Regions from separate parts of the Mus musculus genome. Here region 1 is linked to region 2. Evidence: chromatin contacts called from ENCODE Hi-C or POLR2A ChIA-PET data. All regions are on one chromosome and are shown on one strand. Each heading gives the region's core, a stretch centred on a gene start or an enhancer-like site at or near the end of the contact. The rest is flanking DNA. Distances are from core to core; before and after follow the strand shown.

Region 1 (7,736 bases), core at 4,258-6,757, 270 kb before region 2:
GCACTGAGATTCCGATGGAGCAGGGCTTCCAAGGTTCAGGGACTGGAACAGTTCTGCAGGGCGTGGAATGCCCACAGCCACCACTGTGGCATGACCTCCCCCTTACCTTGAAGTTCAGGGCACCCCATGTAGCCACTGTGAGTCCCATCTGTCCAGATAGGAAGGTGGGGGCTCCCTCAGTCTCTCCCGAACCTAATTTCTGGCATTGGCTTTCAGCACTGAGCTTCTTTGCCATTTGTGGGTGGTGGTGAGATAGGGTCTCACCACTGTGACCCAGGCTAGTCTTGAACTCATGGCAATCCTCCTGCCTCACTCTTCGCAGGGCTAAGATTACAGACATGAACACAACACTCAGGTCAAATCCTTCTTGTGTGTGTATCAAACTTGGGTCTTGCCCTAGGCCTTATATCAGAGCAAAGTACATGCCTAGGTGGGTACTAAAGCACAGTACCATATGCCTAGGTGGGTACTAGAGCACAGTACCATATGCCTAGGTGGGTACTAGAGCACAGTACCAAATGCCTAGGTAGGAACTAGAGCATAGGACCATATGCCTACGTAGATACTAAAGCACAGTACCATTTGCCTAAGTGGGTACTGGCTCCTGGCTACATGGAGGGAGAAGCTGACTCTAAGCTTGGACATGTTCGGCCTGGGATCTGTTTCATGAAATAGTATTTGAGTAAATCGTCTGCACAACTACCCCAGAGCAAGACTCAACTGGTGTCACCAGCCTTTGGGAGGAAGGGTAGTTCCGTGTGCCAGCTCTGACCCCCTTGCAGCTGCTTCATGCAGTGCAGAGCCTCTGAAACAAAGATGGAGTTGAAGCTTGTCTCTCAGTCATGTCTCTCCAGGAGACACAGAACAGTGCGGATCTGTTGTCAGGGGTGGGCCGCTCACAAATGCCTGTCACTGTCAGCCAGACTAGTCAGTGGCATTTGTACAAAAGTGGTGAGACTCGCAGAAAGAGTGTCTCAGTTCACATTGACGGTTCAGCAGAGTAGCCAAGAAAGAAAATGGAAAGATGACGGTTCAGACAGCTTGCTGTGTGCCCGGCATGAGGCCCTGTGAGAAGAACCAAAACCAAGGCTTGGGAATGCCGATGCAGTGTCTGAGGCCAGGACTGGCAAGGGCAGAGCTTTCAGCTCACACCACACTCCACTGGCGCCCCAGGATGGAATTAGAACCTTGAGGACAGACAATACTTTTACCGCCTATGGAATTTTGCCACCAGGGACCTTCATGTCCCTCACACCACAGTCTTAATTGCATGGTGTCACCATCCCAGACATCTGGACAATTCCAGGCTGGGTTCTTCCTAAGACTACTCCAACCCTGAAAGTCCCTTCTCTGGCATGGCTGCCTCAGGACTGCACCATCCTAGTATCTTCTTACTGAGCATAGTTCCTTACCAAATACAGCAAGGTGTGCTGTCACACACGTGGCTCTAAACGTCCCCAAGGCTAGGTTTCACCTTTGACTGTGGTCCCCTTTAACCTTCTGAAAGATCTACTCTCTCATACAAAATTTTGAGTGGAGTCCTATAGTTGGATCTGGTGCCACGGTATAATCCCTTTCTGGGAGGTCAGAGGATGGTGAATTCAAGTTTACCCTCAGCTTTAAAGCAAGACTGGAGGCACCTGTCTCGGAAAGCAAAACAAACCTAACAAGGAGCCAGAAAAAAAAAAAAAGTAAAACGTCAAGTACTAACTCTATTCATTTATTTATTTTGCTTTTTGAAGACAAGGTTTCATACTGAATTCCAGGTTGCCTTTGAACTTGTGGCAAACCTCCTGCCTCAGACTCCCAAGTGTTGGGATTGTAGGTGTGCACTACCCCAAACAGTTTAGAAGCCTTAACTTCAAACATTTAACAGAGACTCCAGGGCATGTCACAGCTCACAGCTTGGCTGCCAGTGTGACATTATTTCATCATTTCCTAGGCATGGGTCAACTGTCACTAGGTTGTCTCAGCCCTTTTATAAACCAGGAAAGGAAGAACTGAAACATCTTTAAATGATCAGTATACATATATATATATATATATATATATATATATATATATATATATGTGTGTGTGTGTGTGTGTGTGTGTGTGTGTGTGTGTGTGTGTGTGTGTTCCACCAAAGCAGGCTCCTCAGTGAACACTGTGTGTGGGGGGGAATCACTCATACCTGTCAAAGCACCAGGAGAAGACCTAGTTCTGACCTAAGCCTTTGAGGTTGGCCACCGTTCCACCTGTGCCCAGGAAAAGTGTTGTCTCAGCAGCCTGACCCTCCCTTGCCCTGGCCTTTCTCTTTCTACTCTGGAGATCAACTGCCTGCCACTGGCGACGTCCACAGGACAGCAAGCCCAGGAAAAAAGGACATGCACAGAATGAGTTTATGTTTTAGCATTTCAGCATCCCACCCAACACTGTGACAGGGGACAGTGATTGCTCATAAAAGCATAAATATCTGTTGGGAGCATCCAGGAGTGCCACCCCCCTCCCTCAGCACGCAGTGATGCCCGCTCTGGGACCATGGGTGCCCAGCAGGGCTTGGGTTACTTGGATTATTTTTCTCTTGGTTATTTCCTCTCCAAAAACCCCGCTGGGATAGAACTGATTGAGAGCAGAATGTTCCAGGGCTCATAATCAGCCAGTTCTTGTTCCAAGCTTCTGTGGTACCCTGGGGTTGACCTCGTTGGGACTCCACCCCGGACCTCCCAGTTCCTCCCTGGCAAGATGAAGGGGGAGGCAGCCATTTGAAAGGAGATGGACACTGAATCCCACGTGCCACATCTCTGTCCCTTTTGTCAAAGGTTAGGAAGGTGCAGACAGCTCCCAGAGCTGCCAGCTGTATCACAAGCAGAGGGCCAGCTACCATTTCAGTCAAGGCCCAACGAAGCTGACTGAGAGGTGAAGGCGATGAATGTTAACTGCCTTCAGCGTCGTTATAAAGATACTTGGCAAAAACTCCCATTCTCCTCACGCATCCGACACCACATTCAAGACCCCGTACAAGGACAAGAGAGGGGAAAACTCGACTCATTTATGGAATTCCCCACATCACCCACCACCTTAACTCATGACTAATCTTCCTCCACTACGTTTACATGACTCTAGGCTTCTGGCTGATGCGTGTTACTCAAGAAACATGAATTCTCTCTGCAATAAACGTTCTCCCAATTCCTTTAGTCTGGTGTCTGAACTTTTTCTTGGCTGCTAACGGGAACCTGGATATACACTGCATAGAGATCTCAGTCCAGTCAATCTCTGGGACTTCCTGGTCTTTAGTCACAGGAAATACCAAGAACCTTGAGGAGCCAGGCACAGTCTGAGAAAATGAGGGTCTCCAGACCCCCAGGTATCATGAGGCCCCCAGAGGGCCTGGGTATGTGACTTGGCTTCTGAGGGCAGGACAAGGCCTGTGCCTTGCATTAATACCTGGATGTTTACTCTAGAATCATCTTTAGATCGTGTCTGATGAGGAAGGTTAATTCCTGTTTGAGCTTGAGGCTGGCTTAAAGTTCAGGCCCCTCAGCAGGCAGCACTATTTGTCTAGAACTTAATATCACAGTGTTACTTTTTAATCTATTTTTCTGGTGACCGCTCTACAGTAATCAACCCTGGTTACTGTCTTTAAAACAAACTTACCCTTTTCATAAAACACACCAGATGTTTAAAGGAAAAATATTGTACCAATATTGGTTTCAGGGATGTACCCAAAATTAAGTGTTGGAAGCACGGTGTCCAAGCCTGCTCCTGACATTTGGAGCACTTCCACGAGTCCCCTTTAGTGAGAAGTTCTACTCACACGTCCTGAAGCAGAGGACTCACAATCTCTCAAATTTGTGTTCAGCCTGCTTTCTCTGGCTTCAGGTCTTGAGGTCCATGTACCTAAGGGAGATGTTGAGAGAGAGAGAGAGAGAGAGAGAGAGAGACTAGTAAAGCCGTGTATACCTCATGGTGCCTGGCTGTCTATTCTTCCTGATGTCTTCTCTGAGCAGAGGCAGCCTCAGGTATGGAGGTCAACACCTGGGGCAGTGGAAGTGAAGCTCAGCTTTTTTTGGAGCAGAGACTCACATGTTGACAAGTAGACCCTAGACCCTGAAGTCATCACCAGAGGTTCCCAGGATAGAACATGAGTAGGTTCCGGCCACACCCACTCCGGGAAGACATGCTGATAAATAACAAGTCAGGCTGGAAGAACTAAGCTCAGCAGCCAGTCTCTTCTCTAGACATAAAGGAAGAGCCCTGCCTTAGCTCCCGAGGCTGCATGGAGGGTCTGTCCCCAGGCACCCTGTGACTAGTGATGTCCTCATGAGCTGACAGCAGGGTCCACACTAACTTTACTTTTGTGTAGCCCAAGCTGATCACAGACTCTGATTCCTTCTGCCTTTACTTCCCCTGTCCAGATTATAAACTCTGGATGCCTTGGAGAGTTGGGGAAGGTTATTTTGTTTCTATTGTTTTGCTTTGGTTGTTGTTCTTGGTTTTGTTTTGTTTTATTTTTATTTTTAAATCCAGACAGGATTTTATTAGGTAGCCCAGTGTGGCTCTCCCACTAAAGATTCTCCTGCATCAGCCCCATGTATGTATAGGATTATCGGTGAACATCGCCACACCTGGCTCACATGTATTTTCAATTAAATGTAATACACCCCAAAGGGAGACATATATGGAGAGTTTCTGCCATCGGCTGTTGATTGTCAGTGGTATGATGTTAATGGCTAGTGGCTGTCGGCTGTTACTTGGCTAAATTCAGACCAGCTACTGTTTTCCATTTCCTTCAGTGATGTGTTGGAATCATAAAATTAAAAAAAAAAAGAAAAATAAAAAATAAAAAAGGTTGTTTGCTTGATTTTCTGAGACTGGGTTTCTTTTGTAGCCCAGGCTGGCCTAGAACTATGAAAGTGGGACCCTTCTTCTGCCCCAGCCTTCCGAATACCCACAGGCTTACAAGCAGTAGCCATCACACTCGTATGGCTAATTATCTTAGTTTTACAGATGCGAAAACTGGCCCAGAGGGGTTCAGAAATATGTTCAAGGTCGCACAGCAGAGAACGCCTCAATTTGAAGGTGACTGGTATATTCTCTCTCCATCTCAGGTCAAGAGTACCCGGAACTGGAACCCTGTGGGCTCCTCCGGTGAGGGTGTGGTTTGGCCCAGCGCCCCGTTGCACTGAACTCACTGGTTGACCTGAGCAGAGAGTGGAGAGATCCCTTTGCCGGGCTGGAGCTGTACCCCACGCCTGAGGGGATCGCTACTCGCGCCCTCCAACGCCTCGGTTCCACGCTTGAGCAGGTGGCATCTACGACGCAGTGAGACTTGAGCCATATTTTCCTAGCCTGCAACCTCCAGAGTGTCCCCCAACAGAAAGAAATCACCGCGTGCAAAGCACTAGCTAAGTCCCGCTCTCTGTGCTGTCCCTGACCCGCCCAAGTTCCGCCCCTCCGCTCGGCCCCGCCCCGGCGCGCCCTCGCTACTGTCACCTCTGGCCCCGGCCCGCCCGAGCCTCGCTGCCATTGGTGGCGGTGGTGAGGCCACTACCCCCATCCCTGCGGGAGCGGCTTGGGCGATGAATGAAGCGGGAGTGGGCTGCGCGCGTAGTCCAGAGCGCAGGGCGCAGCGCGGCAGCCGGGTTCGTGGGAAGGTGAGTGCTCTGGGATCTGGACTGCTTTGAGGTCTCGGACCAGGATGGGGACAGGGTCTGGCTCCGTACTAGATGCCTCCTAGGTATGCCAGACTCCGACCTGCTGACGTCAGGAGCGCGGCAGGTGTTTGCGGAGGCTGGACTAAAGCGCGGCGGAGCCCCGGGTGCGTTGTCTGAAGACACATCCCGGGGAACCAATGCGGGGACAGAGTGGGCTCAAGGGAGCCGGATGCAGAATTCACCCCTTCTCACTGCACATGAGGGAAGCTGCAAGTCTGCAGTGGGGTGGGGGAAGGCAGAGCCGCTGCGCTAGAGCGAGAGGGAAGATGGGAGTGGACTTGGGGCGCAGGAAAGCGTGAGGGGGGGGGGGGGACCGCTAGAGCTGTCGGCCCAGGTTAAAGGTTTGCTAGTATACGCAGGTGCGAGCCTCTGCGGGTCTGTTCAGCGACAGATCCAGTGGCTGTGGTGGTTGTTGCTAAGACCGAGGGAAACGTGGAGCACGGAAGTTGCTCACTAGTGGCGGGCTTTGTCCCTACGAGGAGCGCGGATGCCCGGGTCCCTGAGGCCCGGTACCTTCACGCAGCTCTCCGATGCCCCCGGACGCGTGTGTACGCCAACGAGAGTTCGGGTCGCTTTGCTGCCTGATTGGCACGCTTAGCTCCAAACCCGGGAACTCAAGGCAGGGTACCTCCTTCACAGGAGAGGTGAGCATCTGTAGGAAAAATGAGATAGAGACACATAGTCGCACCTTATAGCTTGGGGCCCCAGGCGCAGTGGCTTGAGTTTAGCGTGATGAGGATTGCTGGCCTCCCCCAGACATGGCCTTGGGGTGTTTCTGTCCCAAGGTGTTGAAACTGCCCATTTGTGATGGAACTATCCCAACTTCAGGGCAGTGTTTTTTGTTTGTTTGTTTGTTTTGTTTTGTTTTGTTTTGTAGTTTAGTAAACCAAGGTAGCTGTCTAGTCAGCTGTTGTTAAAGCAGCTTGGGGCAGGTGGACGGCAGGGAAGAGAACACCTGGTGTTTAGCCGAATTATTTATAAATCTTAGCTGTGGTAATGGGGACAGCAGGCGCTGTTTGCTGAGCCTGGCATTTGCTGGCTTGGAGAGGGCTTTGGATAAGAGCAGTCCCAGGCAGCATTTTAAAGTCCCCTTGCACAGAGGAGCAGCCTGGGGCACCGGGATGTTTGGCTTGCCTAGAAATGACACAGGGGAGACCGGAGGTTTGTATCATTTGCCAGCCATTCTCTCTTCAAGAAGAGAGGAAAGCCAGGTCAGAGAACCAGCAGTTACCAGGACAGGACTATGCTGGTGGCCAAAGGTACCTACCTGTTGGCTGTGATGAGGTGCAAGACTTGCCTTGCCTGCCCACTAGGAAAGACCAACAGGTACTACCTGGATAAATTCTTCCTGGATGATCTAATTGTAGCTCATTGGGTGTGGTCCCCAAAGCAGATGCTGGACAAGCCCCAACCAGAACCTTCCCCAATACTGCAGAGGGGCCAGGCAGGCAAGACGGAGGCTTGTGACTGGGTGAAGAGAGGGGCAGGGCCTGGGCCAGGACCAGCAGCATAAAGACTTGTAAATGGGCCCAGCAGGAGAGCTACCGAGTAACTGTTTTGCAGCAGTTTGGACTCTGTCTATGCCTTGCTTCCAGACACTCAGATTTTCTCAGTTCACTGACATATGGGGCCTGTTGTTGTGAGTCCTCTTTCTGTTACAGAAGTCTTCTGACTTAACCTGCTTCCCAGGTGGGTGCTGTTGTGTTTTATGAATTCATACCATTGTGATCTCCTAAAGTGGAACAGGTCGAGTTCCCAGCCTGAAGGTCCTCTGCAGGACGGAGCATTTGAGACATAGAAAGGTCACTGCCCACTCTGGTGCTCCTGGACACCCCTGCTTCCTCTTGAGTTATACTCAGTGCTCCCTTCCTGATCCCCGTGGTCACTGAGAGAGCTCATGGGCTAATCCTTGGAACCTCACCACAGACCTTGTTCTGAGACTCTGGAGAAACTCTGACCTTAGCGTGGTCTTGATGAACAAGAGGGACAGGGAGGTTCAACTCTAGCTCTCAGCCACTGGGAGTAACTGAACAGGCCCTC
Region 2 (7,369 bases), core at 2,035-4,534:
CTTCCAGTGGGTAATGCTAAACGTCCAGTGGTAGAGACCTCTGCTGTGCTCGAGTGTGAGCTCTTGCATGTTGAGTCTGAGAGGCTTGAGGTACCATCTGCCTATCATAAATGGGTTCCCTCAATTTTGGAATGCCATCCGACTTGAGACTTTTATATTTACATGAAAGAAAAAAAAATGTGATTGCCCCATGTTACTTCCCATTGCAGACTCTAACACACGTCTATGCACTGGGTAATGTGCCCTGAGATAGTCTGTTCCAGAAGCCAAGAATGGCTATAGTGGTATTAAGGCCTGGACAGTAAACCCATTGATGGGGTTACATATGAATCTGGTGGACTGGTGGGGCAGGAATGTGTGGTGTCATGGCAGGTATGACTATAGTAGTCTGCTCTGTCTGCAGCTCATTCATGCCCCCTACATCTATGTCAGATTACTGTCCAGTATAACACTAACAGAAGAAAACTGCAGAACTGCTTGTACCCAACGGTAACCATGAGATGTGACTACTGGGTGCTTCCTGTCTGTGACTTTTGTTTTTCAAGATTTTTTTATATTTACCCGTATGCGTGTTCTGCCTGAATGTATATCCATGTTTCCTATGTGTGTCTGGCGCCCACAAAGGTCAAGAGGGGGCATCAGATCCCTTGGAACTTGAATTATCGAGAAATCAAACGCCTCTGTAAGAACGAGGGCTCTTTTTTTTGGGGGGGGGGGAGGTTCTCTGTGTAGCCCTGGCTATCCTGGAACTCACTTTGTAGACCAGGCTGGCCTTGAACTCAGAAATCCACCTGCCTCTGCCTCCCTAGTGCTGGGATTAAAGGTGTGCGCCACCACGCCTGGCAAGAACGCCTGGCAAGAACGAGGGCTCTTAATCAGCTCCTCACATGTGACTTTTCAAGGAAGTACCTTCTTACAGGTCCTGATAAACGTTCTCTTGCCTGGCCTTTCTGAAAGTCTGGTGGAGACTCTGGATTGGGAGATTTTTGGAAGGTGGCTACTACAGTGTAGTTGCTTTTCCTTCATGTGACTGATCATCTCTTGAATCTACTCTGCCATGCATGACTGCCAGACCTCAGAGGTGGGACCTGCAGTGCCTGGAAGTCAGTCTCTAAATGGCTCTGACTTCCCCCTTCCTATAAACACATCTCACCCATGTGCATGCATACACAGGAATTATCCTTCTTGTAGGTCAGATGCCTGACAACCCCTCCAGCATGGTTCTCAAAAGTAAAACAGGCTATCCTGTCACCCAGAACTCTGGTATAGCAAGTGAGGGATACTGCTGGCTGAGGGTGACAGTGTTTCTCAGCATTTGGGGTGTTTACAAGGTTCAGCTGATGGTACCAGCATCCAAAAAAAAGAATGAACTGTTCCAGAGCCCCAGGGATTGTTTTGTGAATAAAACTGGCCATACAGGAGCATCTTCGGTCATCGTGAGGTCCACTCTATGGCTTCCTGTGGACTCAGACATGGCTACTTGAACTTTTTCTCTACAGTGTACACATTTGGCTTAGAAGGTGGATGCAAATGATGTTCAGTACAGAAATCTCTCTTCTTTTCAGGCAGGGTCTTACTGTGTAGCCCAGTCTGGCCCTAACTGCTACAGACATCCAACACTACAATCTGGGCTCCTCAAGTCTCACTTCTCACAGTTGCTCGTCAGTAACAGTGGAGTAAAATCTAGTTATTCAGTTTGAGCAGTCAAGATGACTATAAGCAAGTGAGTCAGTCAGCACAAGAAAGTGGCCCCCCTGCCAGACGTTGACTCTGTAATGTTTCCATATCAAATTTCCCATCTTGAAGTGCAAGGATGGTTTTGTCAGTTGGGTGTGGGGCAGCTCACAAGTATCAACTAGAAGCCTAGAGAATGTCTACCCCAGCTACTGCCAACAGCTTGTGATGGTCACCTCCCAACCATATGTGATCCTCTTTCAGGCAACTGTGGCTGTGCCCATCCCTTCTGCTTTAGTGACTGGGAGCCTGGGGAGGAATGCCCCCCCCAAACCCCTGACCTCAGCCTTCTCAACTCTGGCAGTGTAGCACCTCTCCACCTGCTGTGAGTCTCTGGCCTGAGATGTATACCCAACACCTTGTGTGGTATGCTCCTGCTGACCTCAAGTGTCTTGCAGGTTCCTCCACCCAGCCTACTTAAGGTCACATCCCTTCTCTACGTTTGTCCACCTGCTCCCAGAAACGCTGAAGGTTTCCTGCTGTGTGATTCTGGATCTTTCCTAGTTTCTGAAGAGCTGCACATTATAGTGATTGTCAGTACCATATACTTAAGGGCAGTCCCTGGGTCACTAGGGAAGCAAGCCTTTCTCTGCCGTCATCTTTGTGTCCTACAGGATAGCTGATGTGGATGGAAGACTGACCTGGCTTTTAGGTCCAGATTGTTTTTTTTCCAGAACTGGGGATTGAGTTCAGAACCTTGCACACGTTGAACACACGCTTAACAACTGAGCTATACCCTAGCTTCAGGTTCTAATATTTTAGTACAAGTGTGTATGACCATAAATAAAGACCTGTTGTCTGCTGGGCAGTTGAAGGCTCAGAGGGCATTCTCTGGAGGGTGGAAACTGTTGAGATTCTAAGTGCAGTGTGAAGCCTTTAGTGGGTGTGTCCCAGTTGGCCTGCAGCTGTGTGGGGGAGGCATTTGTTTAGAATAATTGGGAATACAGGAGGAATGAGGCAGGCAGTACCTCAAGGAGCCTCAGAAGCCTTCCATGAAGTGTGGCTGAGATCCAACTAGAGCCTAGTCTGTGGTCAGTGCTCAGAACACTTTTGCCCAGGATTTCAACATCAGTGACCACCTTCGCTGCCCTTTGCACCTGTGTTACAGTTCTCTTACCAACCCAGTTCTCCAAGAGATCCATTTTAAAAAATTGACTGCCTTAAAGTTATCTTTACATATTTACTAGACTAGAACACAACCCTGTGAGCACTCTGTCACTCCCCTCCACCCACCCACGGAGCGGGGGAGGGGGTAGAACCAACGGAGACTCATACACACTGCTCACCTGCTCACTTTCCTGACAAGAAAGTTATTTCTGGCGGGTCTCGGGCCACAAAACCCCCAGGGATTTCTCTTCCCCAGCAGGAAGTCCCAGTGGTAAGCCTCTAGTTGCTCGAAGGTCCCTGGCCCTGCCTCCCGGGACATCAGTGGGGCGGGGACTCAATTCCGGGGGCAACACGTCCTGGGAGAGTTAGACGGAAGCACTGGGACTGACACGTGGACTTGGGCGGTGCTGCCCTGTGGGTTGTCCTAGGTCTGAGGTGGGAGGGCACGGTACACAGCGGTGCCCATGCCATCCCAGCGCTCTAGCCTGATGCAGCCAATCCCAGAGGAGACCCGCAAGACCCCTTCTGCGGCAGCAGAGGATACACGGTGGTCCAGGTGAATTGGGGTGTGGCTGAAGTCGGGGCAAGGAGGACTTTTACGTTTAGAAAGGGAGCTGAGGTGCTACTTCATAGGACCTGAGTTCAGGGAACACCAGACTCTAGCGGCTGTCTACCAGCCATTCTGCAGCCTGCCACCTTCACTCTCCCTGGGACTCCCATGCCCCTCGCTGAGCAGCCCTAGCCCCCAAGTAGAGGGAGGACCCAGTAAAGAGACACCCCACTCCCATCTCCAATCAAATGCCAAAATCAGGCAAATGGCTCCATTGCCCTTTTCCCTGACAGTAATTCTGTGGTCTGGGAGGCAGGGTAGTGTCTGTAAGGCTTGGTGGGAGCACTGGGCTGGACAGATGCTCACAGCATAGGGATCTATGCAGCAGCTCTTAAGTCATAGAGGCAGGTCCTGACTTCACGAGTCTTCTAAACTAGGGAGGAAAACAGCCGTTACCCATCTTCATTCATATTCCGTTCCCGCTGTTTCCAGCACTCTCCAGGCAAACATCCCCACAGAAACCAGGGGCAAAGGTGGCATCTGGCTATGGGACCACTGTGAGGGTTCAAATGGGGGCCTAAAAGAGCTCACACCCTGCTCTGGTTCCTGCAGTCCTCACGTGGAGGTGCTAGACTCAGGATCAAGCCTTGGTACCTCCCAGTCACCTGGGGCAAGAGCCCTGGATCTACTGGCAGGAAGTGTAAAGAGGACCTTAAGATAGTACCATCACTGAACCTAGACCAGATGAGGGCACAGCAGGTCACAGGGAGGCACAGAACCAGATCATAGCGCCCCCCCCCCCGCCACCCTCCCCCACCGCCAGTGACAGTTACAGTAGTGTCAGACTCTGCTAGAGGAGGCACACTATGTGCCTGCCCTCACTAGCTCTCCTTCCCTCTCTGGCTTAACACCTCCCTCCCTACCCCATGTTTATCCCAAGGCCTATGCTTCACCTGGCCCCTGGAGGCACCACCCAGGGCTTTCTTAGAACTATGAAATGTTCTGCCAATTTTGCTGTAGGTTACAATTTAATGGCTCTGCCTGTCCCCCCCTCCCCAACCTGTCACCCCACCCTCACTCCCATCTTTACACTTTCTCCTGTGTAGTGCCTCCAGTTGCCTTTGTCAGAAATGGTAGCTGAGAATTCTGGGGAATTTTGCAGGGTCAAGGCCATTCTCAACCCATACTGGAGTAATAGTAACAGCAATAAGTGTTACTAGAAACAGGACCCTGAGTTCAGGGAACACCAGACTTTAGGGGCCCACCACTCACCACCACGTGTTGGGGAGGCAGTGTTCTCCTCAACAAATCTCAGAATGTGGGGTGGTTGGTGGAGGCTGAGTTAAGTAGCCAGCACATTTCCCTTCTGAACGAAGGGCCACGTGATCACCTATTTGCTCAGCCCCGGATACTCTGCGCAGCCATCTAACAGGAAGCCAGAGCTGCACAAGTCTGTGAGGAAGTGTGATTGCTGAGACCTCCAGCCTGAGCTCTGGCTCTGGGTGGGCAAGTGGGGCTACTCAGGCAGTCCTGGTCCAAGCTCCTGATACTAAAGACTGGGGTTCTAACCAGGCAGGCAGGCCCACAGGGCCCCTTCAGGAGGATGGTCATGTCCTGTGTCACCAGCAAGTACTGAGGATGCACATTCATCAGCCTGGCTGGTACCACCCACCCAGCTGAGGGACAAGTCCCATTTCTTGCCTCCAGGGTGCTGGGATGAAGCAAAAGGACATGGAGGTGCCTGTTAGCATATCAAAGAAGACACTGGTCACCACACTGTGTCTGAGTACCTATAGCTTACTGAGTCCTGGCTCTTCTTCTCACCACCTCTCTTACTCCAGAACCCTCCAGTCCCCCAGCTTTGCTTCCCCTCCCCCAACCAGCTTCTCTTTCCTTTAAATCCTCTCATGCGTTCTCTTGGTTCTTCTCCTTCTCCAGGTCCCTTCTCTTTCTTGTCTCCTCTCTCTTTCCTTCTCCTTGCAGACTCCTCTCAAGGCCCATTCTATTCTGCCAGCCATGTTGTCTGGACTCTTCCAGATAACTCTACCTGTACTCTCACATAACTACAATAAAGCCCGTTTCCTCAACTATACCTAGGAGTTGACATGGCCTCATTTTCACTCAGATAGCACCTGGCCAAGCCCCTTCCTCCTCCTTCAGTCAGGGCATTGGTTACCTAGATTTTTCCTGACTTCCCATGGCTACCAAGAAGCTAGAGACAACTCTCATCTGGAGGGTGTGGGTCTAGCTGGCTTCCTGTTTCTAACTGCTCTTCTCCAGTTAACTGGGCTGAGCAATCAGAGGTGCATCTACGGAAGAGTTGCCTGCTGGGTGGGTCCAAGGGTGGGTCCCTCTCGTGGCTCTCTACTGCTTTAGTCACATAAAGGAATGAAAGGTTCCTTATTACCTTTGGATTGTGTGGCTTTTAGTGGGCCTGCTGTGACCCTTGTAGGCGAAACAAACAAAAACATGGCAGCTGTACTGTCCTCACCGAGGGGTGGGCTCTGCAGGTGGGGGAGGGGCAGCACTTCAGGGCAATCAGGATATCCTTGAGGAAAGCTTGACAGCCACCCTGTGTTCCCAGTAATCCAATGGCAAGGTTGGCTCAGGACAATACCCTGACAAGAAATTAAGGCAGAATGGGAGAGGGCAGCTTGCTGCCCTCCCCAGTGCCTGGGGTCCCCAGATAGGTGTCAGAGGGCTCGGCCCTTCTTAGACCCACTCAAGAGAGTCCCTCCTGGGGTTCAGAAGTTCCTTGCCACACAGTGGAACCAGGTTGGCCATTACCAGAGCAGACCTCAGAGCTTTCCCACCTCCCTTGACCTGACTGGAAGGTGCTTGGCACCATAATCTGGAGACTGCTGCTGGCCCTCAGGACCCCACACATCTTTTGGGTAAGGGGAGGGTAATGCCCCCTCCCCAGGAGCCCACCTCACTTGTCTCACCATTACCCTCCTCCATTCTGACCACTGCCCATCAAGGTCCGTGCCTCTTTATTCCTGTGCTAGACCCAGGTACCCTGACTGCCCTGAAGAGCTGCCCCACCTGCAGATTCCACCCCTAGGTGAGGACAGTTCAGCCGCCTTGTTTTACCAGACTGGGAGGTACAAGAATCACAGCCGGTGTACAGGAGCAGCGCTAACTCACCCACTAAACGCCACACACTCCAAAGGTATCTGCAATAAGGAGCTTTTATTCCTTTATGTGACTAAAGCAGCAGAGAGCCACTGTGTCCAAGAGGGACCCACCCTGCATGCCACTCTTCCCTAGGTGCACCTGTGATTGCTCAGCCCTGTTAGCCGTCTGGAGAAGAGAAGTTAAAAACAGGAAGCCAATTTGAGCTCCCGGTTCGTGACTCAAAGTCTCTTCTGTGCCACCATGCTTTGAATTAGCTGTTCTTTCTGCCTCCTGGCCCTCACCTTTGACCCTGCTCCCATTTATTTGCCTGTGACTCTGTCCAGCTCTGTGGGATTCTGGACCCAGCCCAGCTACAGCCTTGGGTCCCCCAAGCCTTATACCCCAGCTAGCTATCTACTAGTTTGCCTCTTTCTTGCTCAGTCTGTGCCTGTGTAGAGGGGGAGGCCAGTATCACCTGTCCCCTCCCAGAGAGGACATCCTCCCTCAGACCTCCCCTCCTCCTCCTGGCTGAGACTTATATTGAACACTCGCCTCTCCAGAAGCCCCCCACCTATATGACTGTGTTCAAACCCATTTTATATTAAAAATCTGAACGGTAGGTTTCTTGTAAAATCTTCATGAGGATGGTTATGCAGAATCCCTAAGCCCCCACCCCATAGTCTCTCTGTGTGTGATATCTGTCCATGGTGATGTTCGCTGTACGGGGTGTCTGCGAGAAGGCTCTCATGAGCCAAGAGCCATTCTCTACCATCCTACTGTGGCAAAAATCAGGCCAGGACTGCCTACCACACACGACATTAGGCACTCAAACAATGAGCTTTTACAAAAGAGAAGCCTGGC

The links. A loop is a pair of places that touch in the nucleus more often than their neighbours do. ChIA-PET counts read pairs that join two places held with the same protein, here RNA polymerase II (POLR2A).
Region 1: POLR2A ChIA-PET joins it to region 2 with 12 read pairs in embryonic stem cell. The contact joins the promoter of Slco4a1 here to the promoter of Slc17a9 in region 2. A Hi-C loop is called at or near these places in 1 of 37 maps with a recorded cell type or tissue (v-Abl transformed pro-B cells). POLR2A ChIA-PET finds 5 or more read pairs at or near these places in 2 of 5 experiments (both embryonic stem cell).

Annotation. Positions count from the first base shown.
Region 1 is chr2:180,450,738-180,458,473 of GRCm38, forward strand. Slco4a1 (solute carrier organic anion transporter family, member 4a1) reads left to right here and starts at 5,508. Exons shown (of 12, transcript NM_001355218.1): 1 at 5,508-5,636.
Region 2 is chr2:180,722,055-180,729,423 of GRCm38, forward strand. Slc17a9 (solute carrier family 17, member 9) reads left to right here and starts at 3,285. Exons shown (of 13, transcript NM_183161.3): 1 at 3,285-3,397. The coding sequence starts at 3,306. Gm30455 (a long non-coding RNA gene) reads right to left here and starts at 5,223. Exons shown (of 2, transcript XR_003953988.1): 1 at 4,664-5,223; 2 at 1-3,824.